Regions from separate parts of the Homo sapiens genome. Here region 2 is linked to region 1. A link is a loop called in an ENCODE intact Hi-C map of the cell type or tissue named here. Cell type or tissue: heart right ventricle. All regions are shown on one strand. Each heading gives the region's core, and the rest is flanking DNA. Links, peaks and the distances in the headings are about the cores only.

The links. A loop is a pair of places that touch in the nucleus more often than their neighbours do. Peaks named below come from ENCODE experiments on the same cell type or tissue, not always from the same donor. Only the 100,000 strongest peaks of a DNase experiment are listed, where the experiment ranks them.
Region 2: it touches region 1 in a loop (2.3-fold over the local background); 2 of 110 quality-filtered maps call a loop at or near these places.

Annotation. Positions count from the first base shown.
Region 1 is chr10:86,981,168-86,990,356 of GRCh38, reverse strand. It overlaps AGAP11 (ArfGAP with GTPase domain, ankyrin repeat and PH domain 11), which reads right to left. Exons shown (of 11, transcript NR_171046.1): 2 at 6,416-6,503. Among named protein-coding and RNA genes, the nearest start is that of ADIRF-AS1, 15 kb to the right of the region's middle. In heart right ventricle, for the core only: no CTCF peak of the experiment used is centred there; no DNase peak of the experiment used is centred there.
Region 2 is chr10:87,048,544-87,057,630 of GRCh38, reverse strand. GLUD1 (glutamate dehydrogenase 1) reads left to right here. Exons shown (of 13, transcript NM_005271.5): 12 at 4,227-4,289; 13 at 5,761-7,429. The coding sequence ends at 5,880. Among named protein-coding and RNA genes, the nearest start is that of FAM25A, 33 kb to the right of the region's middle. RefSeq lists an enhancer at 2,526-2,655. In heart right ventricle, for the core only: no CTCF peak of the experiment used is centred there; a DNase peak (open chromatin) is centred at 4,300; H3K27ac peaks cover 1,607 bases.

The DNA.
Region 1 (9,189 bases), core at 671-8,670:
AGTTCTACATACACTGACAGGCACAATTATCAAGCCTCTGCTTCCATTCAGCTTCCATAACAGTTGCAGTCAAATGTGTGGCCCTTAGCAGAAAACTAAGTCATTTTCATGAGAAGAAAGCTGACCAGCTCACCAAAAAGACTCACGAAAACCTAAAAGAAATAGATAAATTCCTAGATACACACAACCTACCAAGATTGAAACACGAAAAGCTTCAAAACCTGAACCGACCAATAACAAATAACGGGATCAAAGCCTTAATAAAAAGTACCAACAAAGAAAATCCTAAAAACAATAGCTTCACTGCTGTATTTTACCGAATATTTACAGAAGAACTAATACCAATCCGACTCAAACTATTCCAAAAAATAGAGGAGGGAGGAGTATTTCGATGGCTGATACTTAAACCAAAGACACATTAAAAAAGAAAACTACAGGCCAATATCCCTAAGGAAAACTGATGCAAAAATCCTCAAGAAAATTTACAAGCAAAACAAATTCCACAACATATTAAAAAATTATTCATAATGACCAAGTGGAATTTATCCCAGGAATAGAAGGATGGTTCAACATATGCAAATCAAGGTGATCATATCAACAGAATGAAGGACAAAAATTATATAATCATGTCAACTGATGCTGTAAAAGCATTTGATAAAATTCAACATTTTATTGTGAAAATGCTTAAAAAACAGGGTATAGAAGAAGCACACCTCAACACAATAAAACCCATATAAGACACACCCATTAAGTAGTATCTTACTGAATGGGAAAAAAAACGAAAGCCTTTCCTCTAAGATCTAGAACAAGAGATGCCCACTTTCACCACTGTTAATTCAGTATTAATTGAGCTTTTTCTGGAAGTACTGGAAGTCGTAGCTAGAGCAATCAGACAAGAGAAGGAAATAAAACGCATCCAAATTGGAAATAAATCAAATTATAATTATTTGCAGACAATCTCTTATAATTAGAAACACCTAAAGACTCCAAAAAACTATTAGAACTGATAAACAAATTCAAGAAATTTGCAGGATACGTAATCAACATAAAAAAATCAGTATCGTTTTTATATGTGAACATCAAACATTTTGAAAAAAGCTAAGAAAGCAATCCCATTTACAATAGCTACAAATAAAATGAGGAATAAACTTAATCAAAGAAATGAATGATTGCTACAATGAAAACTATAAAATACTGATGCAAGAAATTGAAGAGGGCACCAAAAATGGAAAGATATTCCACCTTCATGGACTGGAGGAATCAATATTGTTGAAATGTCAATATAACTCAAAGAAAGCTACAGGTTAAATGCAACCCCTATCAAAATATCAATGACATTCTTCACAAAAATAGAATAATTCTAAAATCTATATGGAACCACAAAAAGTCCAGAATAGCCAAAGCTATCCTGAGCATAGAGAAATAAACTGGAAGGATCAGATTACCTGACTTCAAATTATACCATAGACCTATAGTAACCCAAACGACATGCTACTGGCATAAAAACAGACACAGAGGCCAATGAAACACAATAAAGAATCCAAAAGAAATCCATCCATCTACAGTGAGCTCATTTTCAATAAAGGTGCCAAGAACATAAATTGGAGAAAGGACAATCTCTTCTATAAATAGTGCTGCAAAAACAGGATATCCATATGCAGAGGAATGAAACAAGACTCCTATCTCTCATCATATATAAAAACCAAACCAAAACAAATTAAAGACTTAAATCTGAGACCTCAAACTATGAAACTACTACAAGAAAACATTGGGGAAATTCTCCAGGACATTAAACTGGGAAAAGATTTCTTAAGCAATACCCTACAAGCACAGACAACCAAAGCAAAAGTGGACAAACGGGATCCCATTAAGTTAAAAAGCTTCCTGCACAGCAGAAGAAACAATCAACAAAGAGAAAATCCACAAAATGGGGAAACATATTTGCAAACTATCCATTTGATAAGGGATTAATAACCAGAATATATAAAAAGCTCAAACAACTGTATAGAGAAAAATCTAATAATCTGATTTTAAAATGGGCAAAAGATCTTAATAGACGTTTCTCAAAAGAAAAAATACAAAAGGCTAACAGACTTAGGAAAAGGTGATCAACATCACTGATTATCAGAGAAATGCAAATCAGAACTATGAGGAAATATCATCTCATCCCAGTTAAAATGGCTTTTATTCAAAAGACAGGCAATAACAAATGCTGGTGAGGATATGGAAAAAAAGCAAACCCTTGCATACTGTTGGTGGGAATGTAAATTAGTGCAACCACTATGGAGAACAATTTGGAGGTTCCTCAAAAAACTAAAAATAGAGCTACCATAGGATCCAGAAATCTCATTGTTAGACATATACATGAAAAAGAAAATCAATATATCAAAGACATAGCTGCACTCCTATGTTTACTGCATTACTAATTCACAATATCCAAGATGTGGAAGCAACCTAAGTGTCCATCAACAGATGAATGAACAAAGAAAATGTGCATATATACAATGGAGTACTATTCAGCCATAACAGAGAATGAGATTCTGTCATTAGTGACAACACAGAACGGTGCTGGAGGATATTAAGTTAAATAAGCCAGCCACAGAAAGATAAACTTTGCACATTCACACTCATTTTGGGGAGCTAAACATTAAAACAAACTCACAAAGATAGAGTAGAATGGTTGTTACTTGAGGCTGGGAAATATAGTTGGTGGGGGGAAATGAGGATAGTAAATAGGTACAAAATATAGTTACAATAAATAAGATCTACTAATTGGTAGCATAACAGGGTAACTATAGTCAGCAATAGTTTTTTGTACATTTTAAAATAACTGCATATAACTGAATTATTTATAATACAGAGAAATGATAAATGTTTGAGATAATGGATATCCCATTTACCTTGATGTGATTATTATGCATTATATGTTTGTATCAAAATATCTCATGTCCCCCATAAATATGTATACCTACTATGTACCCGTAAAAACTAAAAAGAACTATAAACACTGATGTCTGGGGATCCCCTAATACAATAGCGGGTTCTGGCTGATCATCCCACAGGGAAGCCACTCGGCAGCCACACAGTTCCCCATACACACACACCGCTAGTAATCAGCTTTGTTAGTGTATAAACCTTAAACTATGTGCAGACAATATCACAAGTCATAAGGGAAATGGAAAGCAAGACCACAAGGAGGTACAACTTCACACCCATTAAAATGGCTATTATAATGCAAACAAACAAAAGATGGAACATAACAAGTGTTGACAAGGATATGGAGAAAACGAAACCTTTGTGCATTACTAATAGTAGTGTAAAGTGGTGGTCTGCTCTAGAGAGCAGCATGGTGGTTCCTCAAAAAGTTGAACACAGAATTATGGTATGACCCAGTAATTCCATTTTGAGGTATATAGCCCCAAGAATTAAATGCAGGGACCCAAAAAGATATTTGTATAGCAATGTTCACAGCAGCGTTACTCACAGTAGCTGGAAGGTGGAAGCAACACCATACCCACCGGTAGATGAATAGATAAACAAATGTGATATATGCACGCAATGGAATATTATTAGAATATTATTCCTTTTTAAAGGAAGGAGATTCTGACGCATTCCACAATGTGGATGAACAATGAAACCTTGAATACCTTATGCTACGGGAAATAAGCCAAACACAAAAAGACAATTCTGTATGATTCCACTTATCTGAGGTACCTAAGATAGGCAAAGTCATAGAGGCAGAAAGTAGAATGGTGGTTAACAGGGACTGGAAGACGACTGGAGTTAGGAATTACTGTTTAACAGGTACAGAGCTTCACATGAAAAAGTTGTAGAATGGAATGGTGGAAATCATTGCAAAACATTATGAATACAGTTAAAGCAACTGAATTGTACACTTAAAATAGTTAATATGATACATTTTATGTTACATGTATTTTGCCCAGTGAAAAAATAAAAATATATAAGCACACAGCAAATGATCACCAGGCCTTTGAAGAAAGCCTATAAAATAAAATTAAGAAACCAAAACACCAGGCGGCAATGGGGAGAATCGAAGAGGTGGGCAGAGAAAACAGAATGCAAGGGCAAGGTCAAGAGAACACTTTTGACAACTGAAAAGTGAGAGCATATGAAAATGTCGCCAGAGGCCGGGCGCGGTGGCTCACGCTTGTAATCCCAGCACTTTGGGAGGCCGAGGCGGGCAGATCACGAGGTCAGGAGATCGAGACCATCCTGGCTAACATGGTGAAACCCCGTCTCTACTAAAAATACAAAAAAATTAGCCGGGCGTGATGGCGGGCGCCTGTAGTCCCAGCTACTCGGGAGGCTGAGGCAGGAGAATGGCGTGAACCCTGGAGGCGGAGCTTGCAGTGAGCCGAGATTGCGCCACTGTACTCCCGCCTGGGCCACAGAGCGAGACTTCGTCTCAAAAAAAAAAAAAAAAAAAAAAAAAGAAAATGTCGCCAGAAAGATAGAAAATCAAGGTGAATTAGATACCAGAAAATTAAACACAAAATACAAAAAATGAGAGAGGAAGATGACAAAAATTAGATCAACTCAAGAGGTTCAATATCTAACAAGAGACTCAGAAGAAACAGGGAAGCTGGAGGGGAAGAAAATTATTATAGAAACAACAGAAAGACATTCCCAAGAATTAACAAGAAAAACAGACATGTACCACTACGGGTTCATTAAATGCACAAATTAAAAAAAAAAAAAAGCCTACCCCATAATTGCAACAGTATATGCTAAGGATATGCAGAAAATTTTAAATGCTTCTACAGGGGGTAAAGCCAGAGTAGGGCAGGATGGGGGAGAGACAGGTCACACACATAAACATATTATTTTGAAATCTAAAAAGAGATTTTTTTAAAAGTAAAAATTGTTGAAGTTGGCTGCATCTGGAGAGTAAGTAGGAAGTACTGAATCAAGAGCAGTCTGTTTTTTGTGAAGTCTTATACTACCATTGGACTTCTAAAACCATGTTTCTTTAAATTTTATCCTGGTTCTCTTTCAAAGTAATGTATACACAACTTGTATTTACATGTAAAAATATGCAGGTGAGAAATGCTAATATAAAATTATTCCAAAGCCTTTTCTAAAGTGTCAAGAAGTGCTAGGATTTACTTAGCAGAAATCACCTGAGGATGAATTCCTTGTCAATTCCGGGAAGTGACTGCCAGAGAAAGGGAAAACAGAGTGGTCACAAAACTGTGATCAAAAGACAGTCTGACACATGAAAAAATGCTCATCATCACTGGCCATCAGAGAAATGCAAATCAAAACCACAATGAGATACCATCTCACACCAGTTAGAATGGCAATCATTAAAAAGTCAGGAAACAGCAGGTGCTGGAGAGGATGTGGAGAAATAGGAACACTCTTACACTGTTGGTGGGACTGTAAACTAGTTCAATCATTGTGGAAGACAGTGTGGCGATTCCTCAAGGATCTAGAACTGGAAATACCATTTGACCCAGCCATCCTACTACTGGGTATATACCCAAAGGATTATAAATCATGCTGCTATAAAGACACATGCACACGTATGTTTACTGCGGCACTATTCACAATAGCAAAGACTTGGAACCAACCCAGATGTCCATCAATGATAGACTGGATTAAAAAAATGTGGCACATATACACCATGGAATACTATGCAGCCATAAAAAGGATGAGTTCATGTCCTTTGTAGGGACATGGATGAAGCTGGAAACCATCATTCTGAGCAAACTATCGCAAGGAGAGAAAAACCAAACACCTCATGTTCTCACTCATAGGTGGGAACTGAACAAAGAACACTTGGACACAGGATGGAGAACACCAGGGCCTGTCGTGGGGTGGGTGAGGGGGAGGGATAGCATTAGGAGATATACCTAATGTAAATGATGAGTTAATGGGTGCAGCACACCAACATGGCACATGTATACATATGTAACAAACCTGCACGTTGTATACATGTAACCTACAACTTAAAGTATAATAAATAAATAAATACAGTTAATGAGTTAGATCTATGATACCAAATTAAATTCTTGACCTTAGTATTACAAATATTTTATGACAGTTTTAAGAAAGCTTAGAAAAATCTGCTAGCATATATTAAAAAAAAAGTTGGATCAAAACATACACTAAGAAATTAATAATTGCTAGATAGAAAACACAAATGTGCAGATTCCCTGGGATTTCTCATTAGGTTAATATTTGCAAAAGTAAATCATGTTTTAACTGTTCAGTTTCCTTTGGGACCCATTTAGTTTTAAAAACATTCAATATGAACGAAATACCTAAATCTATTATAAATATTCTATCAAAACATCAGAAAGTCAAGATAATTTGACTCAATAGCTAAAAATAAACTCATTTTGTAGAAAGAATGCAAGTAAAATGTTCAATAAGTGATAAATACACTTACCACAGGTTATTTGAGCAATGCTATACTTCTTGTAGTTCATGGCAGTCTATGTAAGAGTCCTAGTCTTGTCAGAAAACAGGTATTTTACCTAAATAAAATAAACAAAAATGTAGTAGTCTGTTGTTTTTGACTCCATCTTGACTTGGATTAAGAAGGCGTATTCTGAAATAGCACAGAAAAACATGTGTATCTCCTGGATCACTATCACTATCACAATTAAGATGCATCTGAAAACAGCATGGGTCTGCTACAGATTATGTCACTTTCCAAGATGCAAAGTTTTACAGACTTAATACACAAAGCTCTCAACTCACAAAGGTGAAAAGATAACTGACTGAGTAGGTCAACAAGCAAACCATCTCAACAAGATTAAATGAATGCAAAACAGATGCACTCCAAATGCAAATGTGATGCGCAGATTATGTTACCTCTGGCCATACGTGCTAAAGAAGAGGGAGAGAACTCAATGCCCCGGAACAAGAAAGAAGTCCAGGCCAGGTTCTGGGCATTAACTAGTCATGTGGACTCTGAACACTCACCTCATCCTTCAGGGCCTCAATTTCCACATCTATGAAATAAAGGGTCTGGCCAAGAGACACATAACAGCCTTCTACATGTAACTGGAGAAATTGTGTCATGGATAGGTGAGGGAGGGTAATTAATGGAATTGCCTCTAGAGAGCGAATACTTAACAGAATTGCCTCCAGTTTCTCCATGGCTTTCTAAAGAGGGGTCAAGACTTGCTGGATGCCAGATGTCTTCCAGGGATCCCAGAGAATTGGTCTAGGGAGGCAGTGCTTTACTGTATTATAGAAGAGGAATTAATCACACTAATTGCTTACTCTGTACTTTTGCTTAACGATACAATATAAACAAATACAATGAGAATTAATTTTAAAGCAATCAAAAGGCCTTCAAGTTATCAAAGCTCCTGAAGATTCAAACATTACATCCATATATAGAATTATTACACTAGGGGCAATTAACGATTTGATTTATAGATGTTTTATATAGGTTTGACATGCAACAAATCTAGGGGTATAAAAATCAGTAAAATCTGCCTTCTAATAAACAGTGATTTCTGCCTTTTCTTAAAAAATAGTTATTGTATCAAAATAGTAAAAAATGAACATTTTAAAATAAAAAATGGCTGGGCGTGGTGGCTCATGCCTGTAATCCCAGCACTTTGGGAGGCCAAGGCAGGCGGATCATGAGGTCAGCAGCTTGAGACCAGCCTGGCTAATATGGTGAAACACCATCTCTACTAAAAATACAAAAATTAGCCGGGTGTGGTGGCGGATGCCTGCAGTCTCAGCTACTCGGGAGGCTGACGCAAAAGAATCACTTGAACCCAGGAGGCAGAGGTTGCAGTGAGCCAAGATGGCACCACTGCACTCCAGCCTGGGCGACAGAGCGAGACTCTGTCTCAAAAAAAAACATAAATAAATAAAAATAAAAAATAAAAAATTATCAAGATTGTCATTCTGCCTACTGAATTTTAACTTATCCTTAAAGTTCAAAAAAAAAAAAAAACTTCTTTCTCATGCAAACTTTCCCCATATCCCTAATTAGGATGAAGTATTGAAGCATCCTGGGTGATTCCTGAACACTTTGAATCCTTCAATTATTCAGGTCCAGTTTAATGGCACCTGATAACAATTACACACTGAGAACTGCGCTAAACTTGACAAAGGCGACCAAAGATCTTATACAGGGGCACACCTGTACCCTCACGTCGGCTCCAAAGTCTCCAGAGGGAAATGGACAGGACATGATGAATCAGCTCTCTTTTTACTGTATTATGCTTGGAAAGATTGTTATGGAAACATAGAAGACAGATAAATCAACTTTACCTGGAAAACTGGAAAAAGGTTCAAACCGGAGGCAAATTTAGATCAGTATGTACCAAGAACTCACTGATTCTTACAGGAGTAGGATATTACCAGACAGACAAGTGAAATGACAAAGCCATTCTAGAAATAGAGAAGGTAAGCAAAAGAACCGAGAAGTGGAAGTTGAAGGCCAGCTCGGGGTGCTATGTGACCAGAGCCTAGTCAGCAGTGGGAAGATTTGTACTCTATGCTAAGAACGTTCTCTGTAATGACAATCCACCCTGTTGCACTAAGAATTTAAGAGCATTTATATGCATATATACAATTCAAGGAAAGATAAAGAGAAAAATTTGCTATCACCTCTGTGTAAATTCGGAAAATGGTATCAAAGGAACAGCTTCACCTACATTTCTGTGTCTAGAAAGTTTTATTTTATTTAAAAATGTAGTCTACAAACTTGAGCCTCAATTTTTGGCAATAAACTCAAAAATGATACATAAACCATCACAGAATTCACTTTGTCCTTGCAGGAAAGAAAAAAGAAGAAAACAAACCTCCACACGAGAGGAAGTCTAAAGAATTCCCCAAACCTCCATGATTTTGCAGGAGACAAGATAAGGGTAATCACCTGCAGCACCTGGACCCATCTAGATAAAATAAATTTACTGAGGCTCCAGAGGAAGGTCTTCAGGACTCAGACCTTAGTTATAGATTAGAAGTTAATCAAAGGAAAGACGTTTAATTGATTCACAGTTCCACATGGCTGGGGAGGCCTCAGGAAACTTACAATCATGGTGGAAGGGGAAGCAAACACGTCCTTCACATGGCAGCAGGAGAGAGAAGTGCAGAATGAAGAGGGAAAAGGCCCCCTATAAAACCATCAGATCTCAGGAGAACTCACTCACTATCACGAGAACAGCATGTGGGAACCACTCCCATGAT
Region 2 (9,087 bases), core at 1-8,000, 68 kb before region 1:
GAGCTGGTTAGATGGATTTCATCTGCGGCATAGTCTTTGTAATTAGCTTGACAGTAAGTGCGTGACATGTGTGTTTTGTACCTTTCCTTTTCATTACATTCTAAAACTGGAGTAAGAATCCTACTGACTACTAACAAATATAAAATAAATAAATTTGGTATTTTTCACGCACGTGTTTTAACAGTGAAGGATTATTATGTATTTTAATTATTTTAAGCTTCAGAGAAATAGGAAGAATTGAAAAGCAAGCATTAGATTGAACTATATGGGAGTCCAAGAGTTTGAGACCAACCTGGGGAACATAGTGAGTCCCCATCTCTACAAAAATAAAGAAAGAAACAAGAGGCCAGGCATGGTGGCACACGCCTGTAATCCCAGCACTTTGGGAGGTCAAGGCGGGTGGATCACGAAGTCAAGTCATCGACACCATCCTGGCCAACATGGTGACCCCGTCTCTACTAAAAATACAAAAATTAGCCAGGCGTGGTGCTACACGCCTATAGTCCCAGCTACTTGGGAGGCTAAGGCAGGAGAATCACTTGAACCCGGGAGGTGGAGGTTGCAGTTAGCCGAGATTGCACCACTGCACTCTAGCCTGAGCAACAGAGAGATACTCCGTTCCCGCCGCCGCCACCCCCCTCCCCCCGCCAAAAAAAAGAAAGGAGGGATGGAGGGAGGGAAACTTCTTTACCAGTAAATGATGGAAGACAGGAAAAACAAAAGTCCATAACACATAAGCCTGGGGGAAAAATTTAACCTCATTGTTAAAGAAATACAAATTGAAAAAGAGTTTTTTTTTTTTAATGTATTAACAAAAACAATGGATCTTATGTTCTCCATATATGTGGTGAAACAGTTGTACCTTTATTCTAGTGACGGTGTAGATTGGTGCAGCTCTTTGGAAAATGTGAAGTTATTAAAGTGTTCCTGCCCTTTGGTGCTATGACAATCTCCCCTCTGGGAATTTATCCTAAGAAAATAATTCAAAAGAGGAGGAACCACTCCATGCACGATGATGTTATTGAAACTATGTGTAGGCCAGGTGCGGTGGCTCACGCCTATAATCCCAGCACTTTGGGAGGCCAAGGCAGGTGGCTCACCTGAGTTCAGGAGTTCAAGACCAGCCTGGCCAACATGGTGAAACTCCGTCTCTACTAAAAATACAAAAAATTAGCCAGGCATGGTGGCACGCACCTGTAGTCCCAGCTACTCGGGAGGCTGAGGCAGGAGAATCGCTTGAACCCAGGAGGCAGAGGTTGGAGTGAGCCAAGAAATGCACCGCTGCACTCCAGCCTGGGCAACAAGAGCGAAACTCCATCTCAAAAAAAAAAAAAAAAAGAAACGGTGTAAACAGTTTTTAAATTTGGTTTTATTTAAAGTTTAGGAGCAGGGAAATGGCTGACTTATATCTTATAATACATCTTAGGTAATATTCACTCATAGTTTAAGAATATATTACAATGGGTAAATTATATCTTCTTTTTTTTTGGTTTTTTTTTTTTTTTTTTTTTTTTTGAGACAGAGTCTCGATCTGTCACCCAGGCTGGAGTGCAGTGGTGCGATTTTGGCTCACTGCAACCTCTGCCTCCCAGGTTCAAGCAATTCTCCTGCCTTAGCCTCCTGAGTAGCTGGGATTACAGGCGCCCGCCACCACACCCAGCTAATTTTTTTGTATTTTTAGTACAGACGGGGTTTCACCTTGTTGGTCAGGCTGGTCTCAAACCCCTGACCTCGTGATCCACCCGCCTCGGCCTCCCAAAGTGCTGGGATTACAGGCGTGAGCCACCGCGCCCGGCCGTCAATATATCTCCTTATGAAATATTCAGTGATGGAAAACAGTTCTGAGACTATATTGCAACATGGGAAAAAGTTAAAGATTTTGTTGTAAAGAAAGAAAAAATGCTTTACCCATTCTAGGTACTAACCGTTCCCCTCAGTAAACTTCCTATTTCCTAGAGTGATGTCTTTGTTCTGGTCCTTTTATCTGGAATACACTGATCTCCTCCCTGCTTAAGTGTCACTGCAGTTCTGTGGCTCTCTCTGAAAGTCTCCTGTGTGCCACTGTTTCGTACATAACATCCATCCCAAGTGGCTAGCAGTGCATCGGAAGGACTTGCGCTGCTACTGTCCCTGCCAGAGGGCTGTTCACCCCTCCCTTTGGTCACCCCACTGCCCAGCATATGCCTTGTCAGTTAAAAAAATAAAAGTTTTCTCAAGCTCTCTCCCTCTAGTTTCCCCCTGCCCCTGTTTGGCACTATCAGGACCCACATCATGACCCTGCCATGTTTCCACTGTCCCTCATCCCCCCAGTGCCCTCACTTCCCTCCTTATCTAACTTAAATTCCGTGCTCCATCATTACAGTCACTCCCCAGTCTTGTTTCCTTTGTCATACTCCTTTGTTAACACCTAAGCCCTGATTAAATCCCAGCAGCCCTGATTAAATCCCTGATTAAATCCCGTGCCTCTACCCTGTAGGAGGCCCTGCTGGCAGTTCACACCCTGACCACTAACCTCAAGTAGGCGCTCAGAGCTGCCCAGCAGTCATACTGCTTTTCCGTGTTTCATTCATTCTCCCCGTCTCCTGAGTGATTACATCACATTTTCTCCTCTTCTCACTGCCCTGCATTCCAGCTCATGACCTGCTATCTGTTCACAGATAAAACTGATGCAGCCTGGGAGCTTCCGCATCTACCCAGCTCCTGGTACCTGTACCCAGTCCTGTGTCATCTCTCTTCGAATAGATCAGCTCTTTGTGCTTTCATTTCTTAGGTCCAGTTCTTGTTGTGGGCATTGGATGGTTTTTCCTCAGATACACTGCTCTAGCAAGTCTGCTCCTCTCTCCTACATCAGCAGTTTCCCTCTGAGTCATTCCCCTCAGCTTACCAAATGCTGTTTTAAAAAATGTATAAATCTTAATCCCACTTCCCCTTCCAGTATTGCCATTTGTTTCCTGTAGAGCAAACCTCCTTGGAAGAGTTGTATATACTCAGCCTCCAATTCTTCTTTACTTGAACCTACTCCACCAAGACTATTCTTGTCAAGACAGCCAGTGACACCAGCATTGCCAAATCCAGTAGCTATTTTTCAGTCCTCATCTTGCTTGACCTATCAGCAGTTCTTGTTACAACTGACACTCCCACCTTGAAACATTTTCTTCTCTTAGCTTCCAGGATACCACATTCTCCTGGTTTTCTCCCTACCTCACTAAACATTTCTTCTCAATTGCCTCTTGCTGGTATCTCTTCAACTCTTCACTCTCCTAACATTGGAAGGCCTGCGTCCCTAAACCACTTCTCTATCTAGATTGAAAACTTCAATGATCCACTTAGCCTTGTGGTTTGAAGTCCATGTATATACACTCTCTTCCCACTACAATATAAAGTCTGTGAGAACAGAATTTTGATTTTATTCTCTACTATGTCCCCTAGTACCTGGAAGAGTATGTACTCAGTAAGTGTCCAAACTATATCAGTGACCCATTTTAAGTTTTTATCGGGCATATGTGTTTTGTAGCTCTGTATGTCACCTTAAGAGTGGTAGTGAGTTAATTGTCCTTAATTTTTTAGAAAGCATTCCAAGAAACAAATTAGGAAAGAGAGAACTGACTTGATGGTGGAGGCCCTGAGTCATATCCCAGCTCTGAAAATAGCTATCTGTAACCTTGGCCATCTTCTCTGGTCCTTAGTTTCCTCATCAGTAAAATTAAAACGCTGCTGAGATCTACACAGCTTTAAAAGTTGCTGGCACTACTGAATAGATACACAGAATTCTACCCCAAAGCCGCTATGGGGTTTAATCAGATTCCTTTCTGTGTTCTGTGTGGTGTCCCTGTTCTCTGGGGAGCTGAGGCGAACGCACCGTGGCATGAACAGTGTAACACATTGCTCAGTGCATCTGCGTCTCCATGAGTGGAGGGTGCTCATCTCACTCCATGCCCTCATGTCTCTAGGTCCAAAAACTGTCTTCATTGTTGTACTATAATCTTATTTCATGAGTATTTGTTTGCTGTCAAATATAATAAAAATAAATTGTGATCAACAAGCAACTGCTTCAGTAAGTATCAAGATACTGTATCTTTGATACTGTGCAGAAATGACATATCTTAGCTAAAAGACAAAAAATTCTGTCTGGTTGTATATTGACTTGAGAATCCTTTGTCATCTTATACAGGGACACAAAGCAGGTCTTTGTGGTTTTGTTAAACTTGTGTTCTTTTCCCTAATAGGGTGCATCTGAGAAAGACATCGTGCACTCTGGCTTGGCATACACAATGGAGCGTTCTGCCAGGGTATGTGTGCAGATGCTGTTTGCCTTCCAGCTAGTCACATGAAGTGCAACTCAACCATGCTATCTCAGCCGCCAGACTGTATGTGCTGATAGAAAACATCAATCTGTTCAATGGTCCTCATTTGTGTGTAGCAAAACACATGTTTTTTCAGTCTCAGATGATAAGCAATTTTTTAGAGTCTTCAAATATGTTTTTGAGGCTTTGGAAAGAAATAATAAGGCTGATTTAGGAGGTAATGATGTTGGCAGCTAGCCCAGTATGGAGTAGTTAGCCAAACTGGATTGTAGCTCCATGTGCCACTATGTTATAGCTACGGGAGTCTACCTTACTATAGAATTTGGTATAAGCAAAACTTATTTTGACTGCTTGATCCCTACTTTAAGGCCTCAACCACAGTTTGAGTCCAGTTTTCCTAATTTCTTCTTGGGTTCAGATTCTATCTGCTTGGATTTATGATGAAATAGCATAAGCAGATATTGGTGAAGAAGGTGGTGCTTCTTAGGGCTGTTGTTTTTCTTGTTAATTTTTGATCGAGATAGGGTGTATGTGGTATAAATTCATCCTTTCAAAGTATTAAATTCGGCATCCTTTATTATATATTTGAGCCATCACCACTTTATAATTCTAGAACATTTTCATCACTCCCTTTTTTTTTTTTTTTTTTTTTTTTTTGAGACGGAGTTTTGCCCTGTTGCCCAGGCTAGAGTGCAGTGGCGCACTTTCAGCTCACTGTAACCTCCACCTCCCAAGTTCAAGCAATTCTTGTCCCTTAGCCTCCCGAGTAGCTGGGATTACAGGCATGAGCCACCATGCCCAACTAATTTTTGATTTTGTTTTCATTTTGTTTAGTTTTTTGAGATGGAGTTTCGCTCTGTCACCCAGCTGGAGTGCAATGGTGCAATCTCTGCTCACTGCAACCACCGCCTCCTGGCTTCAAGCAATTCTCCTTCCTCAGTCTCCCGAGTAGCCGGGATTACAGGCGCCCACCCCCACACCCGGTTAATTTTTTGTATTTTTAATAGAGATGGGGTTTCACCATATTGGTCAGGCTGGTCTCGAACTCCTGACCTCAAGTGATCCACCTGCCTCAGCCTCCCAAAGTGCTGGGATTACAGGTGTGAGCAACCGCACCCCTGCCTAATTTTTGTATTTTTAGTAGAGACAGGGTTTTACCATGTTGGCAAGTCCGGTCTTGAACTCCTGAGCTCAAGTGATCTGCCTACGTCGGCCTCCCAAAGTGCTGGGATTACAGGCGTGAGCCACCGCACCCAGCCACCCCATTGTTAAGTCCAGAGAATTAGGCCCTCCTGCCTAGAGGTTCTGCTGCTAGAGTAGTTTGTCTTTGGCTGCCCAAGTCCTGCCTTGAAACAATGAGAGGGTAACTTGGACCAGGCCTGTCTGGGCCTTGTGTGTTTATGGCCTGGCCACTTGAGTCAGGATCATCTTCACTGCATTTTCTCTTTCATTTCAGCAAATTATGCGCACAGCCATGAAGTATAACCTGGGATTGGACCTGAGAACAGCTGCCTATGTTAATGCCATTGAGAAAGTCTTCAAAGTGTACAATGAAGCTGGTGTGACCTTCACATAGATGGATCATGGCTGACTTCCTCACTATCCTCTTCACATGTAACTTCTGCAGACCTATCACAAGTTTACATGTAACCACAGAAATCCCTTTCTCTCCTGACTCATTAATAATGGATACCATTCTCAACAAGTCAATCCAAGTCAGCCCGTTAAGGAGAAAGAAATTAAGGTTAGCGGATCATGTACAAGCTGAGTGTGAAAGTAGAAATCACCTACACCAGAGAGCCATTTTGGTATTTTGCCTTTAAATAAAAAGCCTCCTTTATCTGGCTGTGCAGCCTTGCTCTGTGGCTTTTCCCAACACAATCAGTGCTAGTGCTGGGGAGGAACAGTCAAGAGCAGTCAGTTGCTTGCTTATTTTTTCTGGATGAGTCTGGGACACACTGTAACTTTAACACATTTAAGAAGTAGGTGTGTGGCCTTTTCAGAAGGTGGCATGGTCCTCAAGTGAGTTCTTAGTATTTTATATCAGCAAAATAATTCAATTTTGCAGGTTGCAAACAAATATAAAACCTGTTTCTGTTTATGAATATTATTCTTTTAGAATAGAATAAGTACATGCTGCTGTAATAAAATTGCCTTTAATCACTTAACAAGCCTAACCTTGACTCAAACAGTGAATGCCTATAGAAATAATAAATGAAAAAAACTAGTATTTTTATATCATAAAACAATGTCATTTATAGCTTATCATTCATGTATTGTCCAGCAGACATTAAAAGCCCTGTGGATAATTAAGTTATCTTCATACCTGCAAAATGGTGGAGGCTATTTTCATTAAAACTGTCAGAATTTGCTTACTATAATTATGATACAGTCCAAAGAATGCAGTCACTTTTTATCATGTTAACTAATTGTTCTCTTTTGAAGATCTATGGTTGACTAATTAAACAATAATTCAAGTAGAGTGTCCCAGAAAAAAACCACTTGGGCTCCCTGTTTGGAGTCTGGCTGGCTCTGAGCATTGCCAATGGCCCCTACTCACCTGACTTTGTATCCTCTCCTTTTAGAGGCTTTGCATTCTGCACCCAGCTTCACTAACAGTGGGCTGAAAACATCCTTGGGTTGAGTGTTTCATTTGGGAGTTATTTGGCCAGGGCCTTTTGAACAGTAGTGTCCCCATGAAGTGCTAGATAATATATGTGTAAGAGTCAGCTTTTTTTTTTTTTTTAACTCTAACACCCTTCAGAAATTTCTAACTACTTTGTAACTGCATGGCTTAACCTGGTGATAAAAGCAGTTATTAAAAGTCTACGTTTTCCAAAACTTACGTTTCTTTTCTGTGTTTTTACATGTGGTAGTTTCTCTTTTCATAAGTTATAATACTGCAATTGGATTTCTGAAATGTTTATAGCGACCACCTGTATAACATTTCCTTCCACTTTATTGTGAGCTGCCCAGATTTTATTCTTGAATTGTTTTTTTTTTTTTTGTTCGGTGCTTTACACGTTCAGAGAAACTTCCCGAGTAACGAACTATAGAAATGATCCCTGAAAGCATAGTCTTTATTCTCGAATTATTTTGTATTTTATTAAATAATATGAACAGCTGTTCTTGAGAAAGAGGCTCTAATGTTGAAAGCTGATAGTGAAGTAACTTTTAGTGCCGTTTTTCACTAAAGGGGATTTAATGTGGAATAATTTAGCCACAGAATGTAACAACTATTGAAGAGAGAATACTAACTGTAATCAGAACTGGATTCTAGACTTGATTCCACCAGTTACTTAACTGCCAGTGTGAAGCCTGGCTTTCATTTGGTCTTTGTCCGTATGTCACAGTTCTGCCTCTGCATGCTCCTGGCATAGGGTCAGTCAGATAAACAGGCCCCCAGTATATGGGCATAGTGAGCCCTTCCCCAGCATGGTGGTGTCTATCTGCACTCTAGGTGGGCTACTAAAATGTGTAAGGGGGAAAGTGATACAAAAACCAGTTCCAGAATGTTAGAATAATGGTGGGGCAGCAGATTTAAGTCATGTGAATGTGGGATAAGTCTTAGTGGTGGCCTTTGACTATATATTGGAAATACTGATTTTTTTTTGGTTGGGGGGTTGGTTTTTGTTTTTTGAGACAGTGTCTTGCTCTGTCACCCAGGCTGGAGTGCGGTGGTGCAATCACGGCTCACTGCATCCTCTACCTCCTGGGATCAAGCAGTTACTCTACCTCAGCCTCCTGAGTAGCTAGGACCACATGTATGGGTACGACACCTGGCTAATTGTTTTTATTTTTTTGTAGACACGAGGTCTCCCTATGTTGCCCAGGCTGGTCTCACACTCCTGGACTCAAGTGATCCTTCCACCTTGGCCTCCCAAAGTACTAGGATTACAGGCATGAGCCACCATGCCTGGCCAATGGTAATTTTTTAAAGATTAATGTTGAGGAGTATTGTTGATAGTAATATTAGAAAACTAAATTGCCTGTGCTAGCTATATAAAGATGAGAGCACTAGTGTCAGTAATTTTGGCTCCTGAAGGTTTTAGTTTTTAAAAATCTGGTCAATTACTCTTTTTACCTTGACAGAAATTTTCTTTTTTTTTTTTTTTTTTTTTTTTTTTTGAGACGGAGTCTCGCTCTGTCCCCAAGGCTGGAGTGCAGTAGCGTGATCTCGGCTCACTGTAACCCCCCGCCCCCTGGGTTCAAGCAATTCTGCTGCCTTAGCCTTCCTAGCAGCTGGGACTACAGATGCGTGCCAGCACGCCCAGCTAATTTTCTCGTATTTTGATTAGAGATGGAGTTTCACCATATTGGCCAGGCTGGTCTCAAACTCCTGACCTCATGATCCACCCACCTTGGCCTCCCAAAGTGCTGGGATTATAGGGGTGAGCCACTGTGCCTGACCTATTTTCAATTATTTTTAAAACTCACACACGATACTCAAGTTACTTGCTTCTGAAATAGCCATAGATGACTTATATAGCACCTGAAGAAGACTTAACTGGTGCTTTATGAGCCTCTACACCAGTGTATTCTAATATCCCTGATTAAGGAGATGAGAAGTAAAGGCATGAATTTTCAGTGCTTTTGGCACCCTAACTAGTAGGATTGGTCATTCCTTTTTTCTATATTTTTTCTCTTTTCCTTTTTTTTTTTTTTTTTACTCCATGACTAGCCAAAGAGCTGATTTACTTTTTTAAAAACGCTTGGCATGGCTGAGCACGGAGGCTCACGCCTGTAATCTCAGCACTTTGGGACGCCCAGGCAGGCGGATCAC